Regions from separate parts of the Homo sapiens genome. Here regions 1 and 3 are each linked to region 2. The links are chromatin contacts, found by Hi-C or POLR2A ChIA-PET in ENCODE. All regions are on one chromosome and are shown on one strand. Each heading gives the region's core, a stretch centred on a gene start or an enhancer-like site at or near the end of the contact. The rest is flanking DNA. Distances are from core to core; before and after follow the strand shown. Region 1 holds the start of WRNIP1 (WRN helicase interacting protein 1). Region 2 holds the start of SERPINB9-AS1 (SERPINB9 antisense RNA 1). Region 3 overlaps LOC124901241 (a long non-coding RNA gene).

Evidence for each region. Hi-C counts contacts between places; a loop is a spot of excess contacts on that map. ChIA-PET counts read pairs that join two places held with the same protein, here RNA polymerase II (POLR2A). Pooled maps may share reads with other maps.
Region 1: a pooled map shows a loop between it and region 2 (9-fold over the local background). The contact joins the promoter of WRNIP1 here to the promoter of SERPINB9-AS1 in region 2. A Hi-C loop is called at or near these places in 1 of 168 maps with a recorded cell type or tissue (naive thymus-derived CD4-positive, alpha-beta T cell), 3 of 37 single-sample maps with no recorded cell type and 9 of 50 pooled maps. POLR2A ChIA-PET finds 5 or more read pairs at or near these places in 9 of 52 experiments (CD4-positive, alpha-beta T cell, CD4-positive, alpha-beta memory T cell, Caco-2 and 5 more).
Region 3: a loop to region 2 is called in a pooled map, with 3 times the contacts of the local background. The contact joins the enhancer-like site here to the promoter of SERPINB9-AS1 in region 2. A Hi-C loop is called at or near these places in 2 of 168 maps with a recorded cell type or tissue (astrocyte of the cerebellum and endothelial cell of hepatic sinusoid) and 7 of 50 pooled maps. POLR2A ChIA-PET finds 5 or more read pairs at or near these places in 6 of 52 experiments (AG04450, GM12878, HepG2 and 3 more).

Annotation. Positions count from the first base shown.
Region 1 is chr6:2,764,117-2,766,816 of GRCh38, reverse strand. It overlaps WRNIP1 (WRN helicase interacting protein 1), which reads right to left and starts at 1,424. Exons shown (of 7, transcript NM_020135.3): 1 at 373-1,424. The coding sequence starts at 1,194. It also overlaps a transcript of MYLK4 not described here. RefSeq lists silencers at 504-823, 994-1,453, 1,614-1,663, 2,044-2,133 and enhancers at 1,588-1,882, 1,980-2,700.
Region 2 is chr6:2,882,562-2,885,261 of GRCh38, reverse strand. SERPINB9-AS1 (SERPINB9 antisense RNA 1) reads right to left here and starts at 1,274. Exons shown (of 5, transcript NR_110841.1): 1 at 1,181-1,274; 2 at 422-551.
Region 3 is chr6:2,790,066-2,792,765 of GRCh38, reverse strand. It overlaps LOC124901241 (a long non-coding RNA gene), which reads left to right. Exons shown (of 3, transcript XR_007059408.1): 3 at 1,280-1,575. Among named protein-coding and RNA genes, the nearest start is that of WRNIP1, 26 kb to the right of the region's middle. RefSeq lists a silencer at 1,237-1,531 and an enhancer at 1,237-1,531. Within about 2 kb of position 1,410, at least 19 of the 41 ENCODE cell types and tissues checked have a DNase peak (open chromatin) inside an H3K27ac peak, as active enhancers do.

The DNA of each region.
Region 1 (2,700 bases), core at 175-2,674, 120 kb after region 2:
ATTTAAACATGCTGATTCCTTGCGAATTCGGTTACTAAATCAAAGTCTGGGGAGGGGGCGGGGAGACCGATGGAAGATAAAGGCAGATCAAATCTAAGAGTCCACATCTTGTAAAACTATGGATTCACAGACATCGTCCTTTTGCAAACCCGGCAAGCCTGCCTTACCAATCTGGGGGTGTGTGCCCTTTTCACACCCATCACAGACTCCACCTGTGGACCAGGCACTGCCCCAGCCCAGCCCAAGTCTGCACCCCCTTATCCAGGAGAGGCAGGCGGCTTCTTTCGAGGGCAGCACACCCGGCTCTCCGACCATCAGCTGCATCCACCGCCGAGATAACTACGGAAGCCCAACGGCCAAGGCCGCACTCACCTTGCCGCAGCCCGGCGGCCCCCACAGGATAAGCGAGGGGATTTCGTTGGTCTCCAGGAGCGAGCGCAGCAGGGTATCCTGGCCCACGGCCTTGCTCTGCCCGAAGTAATCCTGCAGCGTGTCAGGACGCATCGTGTCGGCCAGCGGCTTGCCCTGTAGCATCTGTCGGATCTCCTCGGCAGCCAGCGCCCGGGGGTGCGGGCGGCCCCCGCCACTGGCCCCGAAGGCGGTGGCGGCTTCGGCAGCGTCCGCGTCCCAGTGCCCCGGGTCGTCCTCGCCGTCCGCGTCCGCGTCCCCGTCGCCATCGCCGTCGCCCACGGCCTCCTCCTCCTCCTGCGCCTCCGCCTCGTCCCAGCTGCGCGGAGACGCGCTCCCCGCCGCGGCGGCGGCCGCCGGCCTCTTCCCCGACCCCTTCCTCCCGGGGCTGCTGGAGCGGGCCACCGGGAAGTCGGGGATAAGGCGGGCGCCGCTGGGTGTGGGCGGCGCGTCGTAGCTCTCGCGGCTCTCGGTCTCGCCGCCGTCGTCGCCCTCCTCACCCTCGCCCTCGCTGCTCTCGGCTGCCGTCGGGGTGGCTGGCTGCTTCAGCGCCGAGCTCTCCGACAGCCGCCGCCTCTTGGCGCCGGGCGGCGAGGGCCCCTTGGCCCGCTCCCCGGCGCGGTGCGACCCGGCCGCGGGCTCCGCGTGCCCCGCCGGGTGGAGCAGCAGACAGCGGTCCAGGTGCGAGTTGATGTGCGCGGCGGGCATCATCTGCTGGCACACGGGGCACTGCACCTGGTGCAGCTGCGAAAGGAAGGGGTCGTCTTCCGGCCCGCTCACCTCCATGGCGGCCGCCGCCCTCCCCGGCGCCCGGCGCGGCCGCAGCAACCCGTGCGCACGCGGAGGCCTTCGATGCCCTCCGCTAGGCCCCGCGCCGCGAGACCCTCGCTCGGGGAACCAGCAGGACGCTCGCGGGCCGGAGGAGGGCGCCGCTCATGCCTCACGTCCGCAGCTCCCGCGTCCGCCCGCCCTCGGCCGGCCGCTGGCAGCGCCTCACGCGGCGTGTCGGGAAGTGTAGTTCGTGGCCGTTTGCCCCGGCGGCGGAGGCGCCTCGCGCGGCATGTAAGTAAGTGTAGTCCGTGGCCGTTTGCCCCAATCACCGCCGAGAATACCTCGCGCGGCACTTCGGGAAGTGTAGTCCGCGGCCATTCGCCCCAGCTGCCGTGCGTCCATTTCCGACTCTGAGAACAGCCTTTGCGGGGGCGGGGGAGGGGCGGGGGGGGGGGTTGCGAGGCGAGCGTGGTGCGCGTGCGCGAGGTTGCGCGGTGGCGGACGCAGCCCTCCGCCCAGGCCTGCGAGTCGCGCGAGGGCAGGGAGGAGCCACGGACTGCGCGAGGTTGTTGGAGCGGCGAGCGCCGCTTTCCCGGCCTTCCGTGCTGGGCTGTTGAATGGGCCTGTGGGGACAAGCAGGAGGCGGCCGCAGCGGGTCGTTTGTAACGAAAGGGAAATGGGGGAAAAAACCCAAAAGCCTCCAATAGAAAACCAGTGTTCTATTGGACGTGAACAGCAGAAAAAATACAAACAAGTACGCGAGTGAAAGAAATGCTCACCTCAGTAGTGGTCAGGGAAATGAAAATAAAGCGTCCCTCGCCCCCTTTTAGATGTGTTGGCGTTTAAGTCAAGGGCGGTTCACCTACAGCGCGCTTCGAGCCAAGAGATGCTTCTCGCGGGCCGCTGTGTAATAGTGGCAAATCGGAAACACCAGCCTTCTGTCTCCTTAGCAACCAAATGATGGGAGGCGCCCGTGTGCAATTACGTCCTAGACGGATAGAAATGGAAAGAATATCAGATTAAAACAAGTGTGGTAGTCTGCATCTTTGAATGAATTACCATGTTATTTTTTGCTTTTGTCTAAGTCTCCCGTTTTAAAACATGTATCTCAAAACAGGCATTTTTGGTAACTAGAAGAGGTAAATGAATTGAGGGAGAATGAAGACTTTTCCGAAATTTGGCCAAAACTTGAATTTTTATTTCATCTGGGCAAGAGCACATTGAGGGTCTCACTCGTTCTGTCGCCCAGGCTGGAGTGCAGGGCCGCGACCAGAGCTCACAGCCTTGAACTCCTGGGCGCCCGGGACCCTTCCGCCTTAGCCTTTGGAGTCGTCCTGGGGTTACAGGCTGAGCCACCACGCCTGGCTGGCTGGTTAAGAGTTGTTTCTAACTAAAAAAGTTAGGCTCAAAAATAAGATTAATAGAAACGCTAGAGAAACAAGTTAAACTTTAATCATCATGTAACGTGAAACTACCAAAAGAGGATCGTGAGCTTTCATTATTTTTTTGAGACGCAGTTTC
Region 2 (2,700 bases), core at 25-2,524:
TTTTTTGCCTTCTATATTTCTGTAATATTTAAAATTTTAACAAGGAAAATCTAATTCTGTAGCCTGCACATAATCTAAAGAAAGAAGAACTCCATTATACAACCATATATCTAATATTAAGTGACATGGTATTGAAATTGAAATAAAATCCATATAAATGGTTTTTGAAAATATCTGTTTATCCTTGGTTTTTATAAAAGTTTTTAATGAGAATGGCATTTGAACATTGACTTCCCCTTTTCATGAATAAAGTCTATTTCTGCCTTTTCTTATGTTTAAGAGCTGTTTTTATTTCCTGTTCTGTGAATTGGCTTCATATACTTCACCCATATTTTTCTTCAGGAGTGTAGGCCTAGTATGCATGGATGAGTAGAAGCATTTTTTATACTCAAGGAATTAAGCCGAGCACAGTGGCACGTACCTGTAGTCCCAGCTGCTTGGGAGGCTGGGGCGGAAGAACTGCTTGAGCCCAGGAGGCTGTAGTGTGCTATGATTGTGCTTGTTAATAGCCAATGCCCTTCAGCCTGGGCAATGCAGTGAGGCCCCCATCTCTTAAAAAAAAATGGTAAGAAAGAGATTAGCCTTTTGTCTATGAAATGAATCATAAATATATCCCTAGATTGTTATTTGTATTTTATCTTGTTTACAGTATTTTCACCATGTGAAATTAGAGTTTTTATGTAGTCAAATTTATGAATCTTTTAGCTTCCAGGTTTTGTGACTGTTTATTCCTTCCTCAGCCAACTCCAATCTGGTTTGTGCTCCACCATTACACGAAATAAATGGTCACCAACACCCTCCTTGTTCCTAAGTTCAATAGAAACCTGACTTTTTGGCAATATTCTACCCTTTTGGAGACTTCTTCCTTAAGAAACACTTTTTGCTTTGGGTCCTGATCTTCCTTCTAGCTTCCTGGCCTCTCTTGCTTAGTCTCATTGTCCTGCCCTTTCCCTGGCCCATGCTTTAAATATTGCTATCCCTTGCGGGGCTGGCCTGAGTCTTCTTTCATCCACTTTCTCCCAAATTGGTCTGGCCCTCATCAATGACCTGACTGCCAGCCCAGAGCTCAGATCTCTCTCCTGAGCTCCAGACCCAAATCTCTACTTGCTCATCCTATCCTTCCATTTGGACACACAAGTATCTCTACCTCAATGTATCCAAAGCCAAGATTATTACCCACCTTCCCAACACACCTTCTTGGATTCACCAGAGCAGGGATCAAGTTCACTTCATCAGCTCTGCATACTGGACACCTCACTCAGTGTCTTCTGCTCCTTATGAATTATCAGTTGCATTAAACTGAAAGGCAAGACAATCCGTGCTGTTACCCAAGCTGGACAATGAGACACCTTCTTCCCCCGTCACTCTGTCATGCAAATTTAAATAGCACCTTTTGATACTGCCTACAGGTTGCCTATAGCAATCACTCAGTTGATTCCAACACATGTATTCTCACTTGTCTTCCTTCCTCTTCTTGCCTCCTCCAACCCATTCTCCACATTCCTTGCAGAGAAGTCTTTCCTAAAAGTAAATCTAGGTAATCCTAGCTGCTACAACATAAACCTGCAGTCTCAATAGTGTAACACAATGGAAATCTATTTCTTGCTCACATAAAATAAAAAATAAAAAATGAGGTGTCCAGTATGCAGAGCTGATGTATATATATATATATATCTCACAGTTTCTTTACCCATTCATTGACTGATGGGCATTTGGGTTGGTTCCAGGATTTTTGCAATTGTGAATTGTGCTACTATAAACATGCATGTACAAGTATCTTTTTTGAATAATGAGTTCTTTTCCTCTGAGTAGAGGGAATCCCATTACCCAGTAGTGGGATTGCTGGATCAAATGGTAGTTCTACCTTAAGTTATTTAAGGAATCTCCACACTGTTTTCCATAGCGGATGTACTAGTTTACATTCCCATCAGCAGTGTAGAAGTGTTCGCTGATCACTGCAGTGTTCCCTGATCACCGCATCCATGCCAACATCTAATGTCTTTTTGATTTTTTGATTATGGCCATTCTTGCAGGAATAAGGTGGTATCACATTGTGGTTTTGATTTGCATTTTCCTGATCATTAGTGATCTTGAACATTTTTTCTTTCTTTTTTTTTTTTTTTTTTTTGAGATGGAGTTTTGCTCTGTCACCCAGATTGGAGTGCAGTGGCGCGATCTCCACTCATTGCAACATCCGCCTCCCAGGTTCAAGCGATTCTCCTGCCTCAGCCTCCTGAGTAGCTGGGATTACAAGCACATGCCACCACACACGGCTAATTTTTGTATTTTTAATAGAGACGGGGTTTCACCATGTTGGTCAGGCTGGTCTCGGACTCCTGACCTCATGATCTGCCTGCCTTGCCCTCCCAAAGTGCTGGGATTACAGGCATGAGCCACTGCGATTGGCCTTGAGAAATGTCTATTCATGCCAGCCCAATTTTTGATGGGACTGTTTCTTTTTTTCTTGCTAATTTGTTTGAGTTTCTTCTAGATTCTGGATATTAGTCCCTTGTCAGATGTATGGATTGTGAAGATTTTCTCCCACTCTGTGTGTTGTCTGTTTACTCTGTTGACTGTTCCTTTTGCTGTGCAAAAGCTCTTTAGTTTAATTAGGTCCCAGCTATTTATGTTTGTTTTTATTGCATTTGCTTCTGGGTTCTTGGTCATGAAATCCTTGCCTAAGCCAATGTGTTGAAGGAT
Region 3 (2,700 bases), core at 161-2,660, 93 kb after region 2:
TGGCGTCCAGGGAGAGCCCAGAGGGAGAGAGCAGTGCCCGGTCCATAACCACCTAAGGCCCTGGAACACCACAATGGCTCAGAGCCCAGGTGAGCAATAGCACCTGGGGCTGCACAGCGCTGGGCTGGGAAGCTTAGCCTGAGGGCTCAGCGCAGGCTTTGAGAGGAAAGCGATGCTTGAACTGGGGTGGGGAGAATGAGTCATGGCAATACCCAGCATGTATGGACTGTGTGCCGGACATGACTTTGAGCAATGCCAGATTTGAATCATGTAATCTCCATTGTGATTAAGTAATATTTTGATACCCATTTTAAAGATGAGGGAAAAGAAAATAACCTTGACCAAGGTCACGGGGTGAGGTGGCTCAGATAGGATTTGAACCCGAGCAGACAGACTCCTGGACCCACGCACCTCACCAAGTGTGGTTGGCTAGCGAGCCGAAAGAACCCTGGAGGCAGGGTGCTGAAGGAGGGGAGAGTGGTGTGAGGCTCTCTGTTTCTCTTATTAAATCCAGTTCTAGGCCGGGCACGGTGGCTCATGCCTGTAATCCCAGCACTTTGGGAGGCTGAGGTGGGTGAATCACCTGAGGTCAGGAGTTCGAGACCAGCCTGACCAACATGGTGAAACCCTGTCTCTACTAAAAATACAAAAATGAGCTGGGCATGGTGGCAGGTGCCTGTAATTCCAGCTACTCGGGAGGCTGAGGCAGGAGAACTGCTTGAATCTGGGAGGCAGAGGTTGCAGTGAGCCGAGATTGCACCACTGCACTCTAGCCTGGGCGACAGAGTGAGACTCCATCTCAAAAATAAAATAAAATATAATAAATAAATCCAGCTACTAGGTGTCTGGTGTGTCCTACCCTCTGTGGATGGCACGGCTGGTGGGGTGCACCACCGGAAGGGTGCAGCTCCCTGGTGGTGGCTCCAACTCAACCATGAAAAGTCATACGCTAAGAGACTAATTCTGCATGTAAGAAATCATGTGAGGGGGTGAGAAACAGCAAGCTATAAACAGATGGTGTAGTCATACATACACACACACACACACACACACACACACACACTCATTGGAAAAAATTCCCAAAGGACATACACTAAAATGTTTACAGTGGTTATCACTGAGAAAAAATATTAAATGTTAAAGTTGATTTTTACTATCTTTTATCTGCTTTTTTTTTTTTTTGCATCTGCTCCTGTACCTATGTGCAATGATCATGTATTACTTTTGCAATCAGACAAATACATAAGCTCTACTTTAAAACTGTTTATTTATCTACCAGGTTAACGACAAATACTGAAACTCAGTCTTGGCCTGAACCTGGTGACCTGGAGCTGGTGGAAGGCCTGGTGAGAGACAGCTCAGACACTGGCTCACTCTTTCCTGGCTGAAGCCTGACTCCTGGTGGACAGAAACATCAGCGACAGACTTCTATTTTCAAACGTCTACATACACATCTTAGGGAAAGTTTATTTATCCCCTCATTTTGTCATTCAACAAATATGTACTGATCACATTCTACATGCCAAGCATGATGGGAATGTAAAAATAAATTTGAGATGACGTCTTTGAGGAAAACGGCTTCTCTCTACTTTCGTTCGCATTTTCTTGTGTTTCAATAGTAGGGTATAGTGTGGTAGTTTTCTTCATGTAAGTCCTACTCCTCAGTTACAATTCAGTTTCTTTCCAGGTTGCTACTGAGAATGGAATATTCTTCTTGGTGTCTTTTCTGATTACAGTAGTGGCCCGGAAGCTATGGATTTTCATGGGTTGTTTCCATGTGGCCACTTTACTGGACTGTTAGCTGTTCGGACTCTTCTTCTTGGCTCTCAAGGTATACAATCACACAGAAAGAATTTTGTTTCTCCTAAAATAGAGCAGTAGTAGTTCTCATTTCAGAGATCTGTGCACACTGGGTATTCTCCACCCTTCTCGCCTGGCTTTTTAACCAGGGAAACTTCTGGTTGGTCCTGCTAGTGGGAGGGACTGGCAGGAGATGAGGGCAAGAGAGAGAGGATTCAGACCATGCATTTCCTTCTCCTACCCCCAGGTTCCCTACTCAAGAGGTGCAGCAGCTGCTGAGTTCTTTGCCTCCACTCAGGGCCGCAGTTCCTGTCTGAAGGCTGCCGGCCACCTCCTGCTCTCCCAGGGCTCCCTGCCTGCTCCCACCCCTTGCCTCTCAGGCCTTGCCAGGGAATTGCTTCTCACCTTGTGTTGGTCCCCTGAACCTCCCCTATACCTCTCTAATACTTGTGATCCCTGATTAAAAGTTTCTCAGTGGCCTGAGGGGATCATCTGCATCCTCCCCGGAGCCTGACTGGCTTTAGAGCTTCAAAACATTTAGTTTTAAATGATTGGTTTTTATGAAGATTTGTTAACTCTATTAAAAATATTTACTTCTGTTTGGTTTCTGCTTAAGTTATAAATGCCTTTGTGGGCTCAAACTGCCTGGAACTGCATCTATGAATGTGTAGTAGTGCTTTCAAACTGTAGTCGCTACACAAAGGTTAATTCATCAAAAAGTAAGAGATCCATGGCATTTATATGAAAGTATAGGAAAATCATCCTTTCTAATATAACATCAGTATCAAAAGGCCGGTTCTCTCATTTGGAATTAATTGATAACATTGTCCAGGTTTGATGACTTGTATCTGGAAAAGATGAGTTAACATCCATTCTTGTTGTAACAATTGGAACAAATCT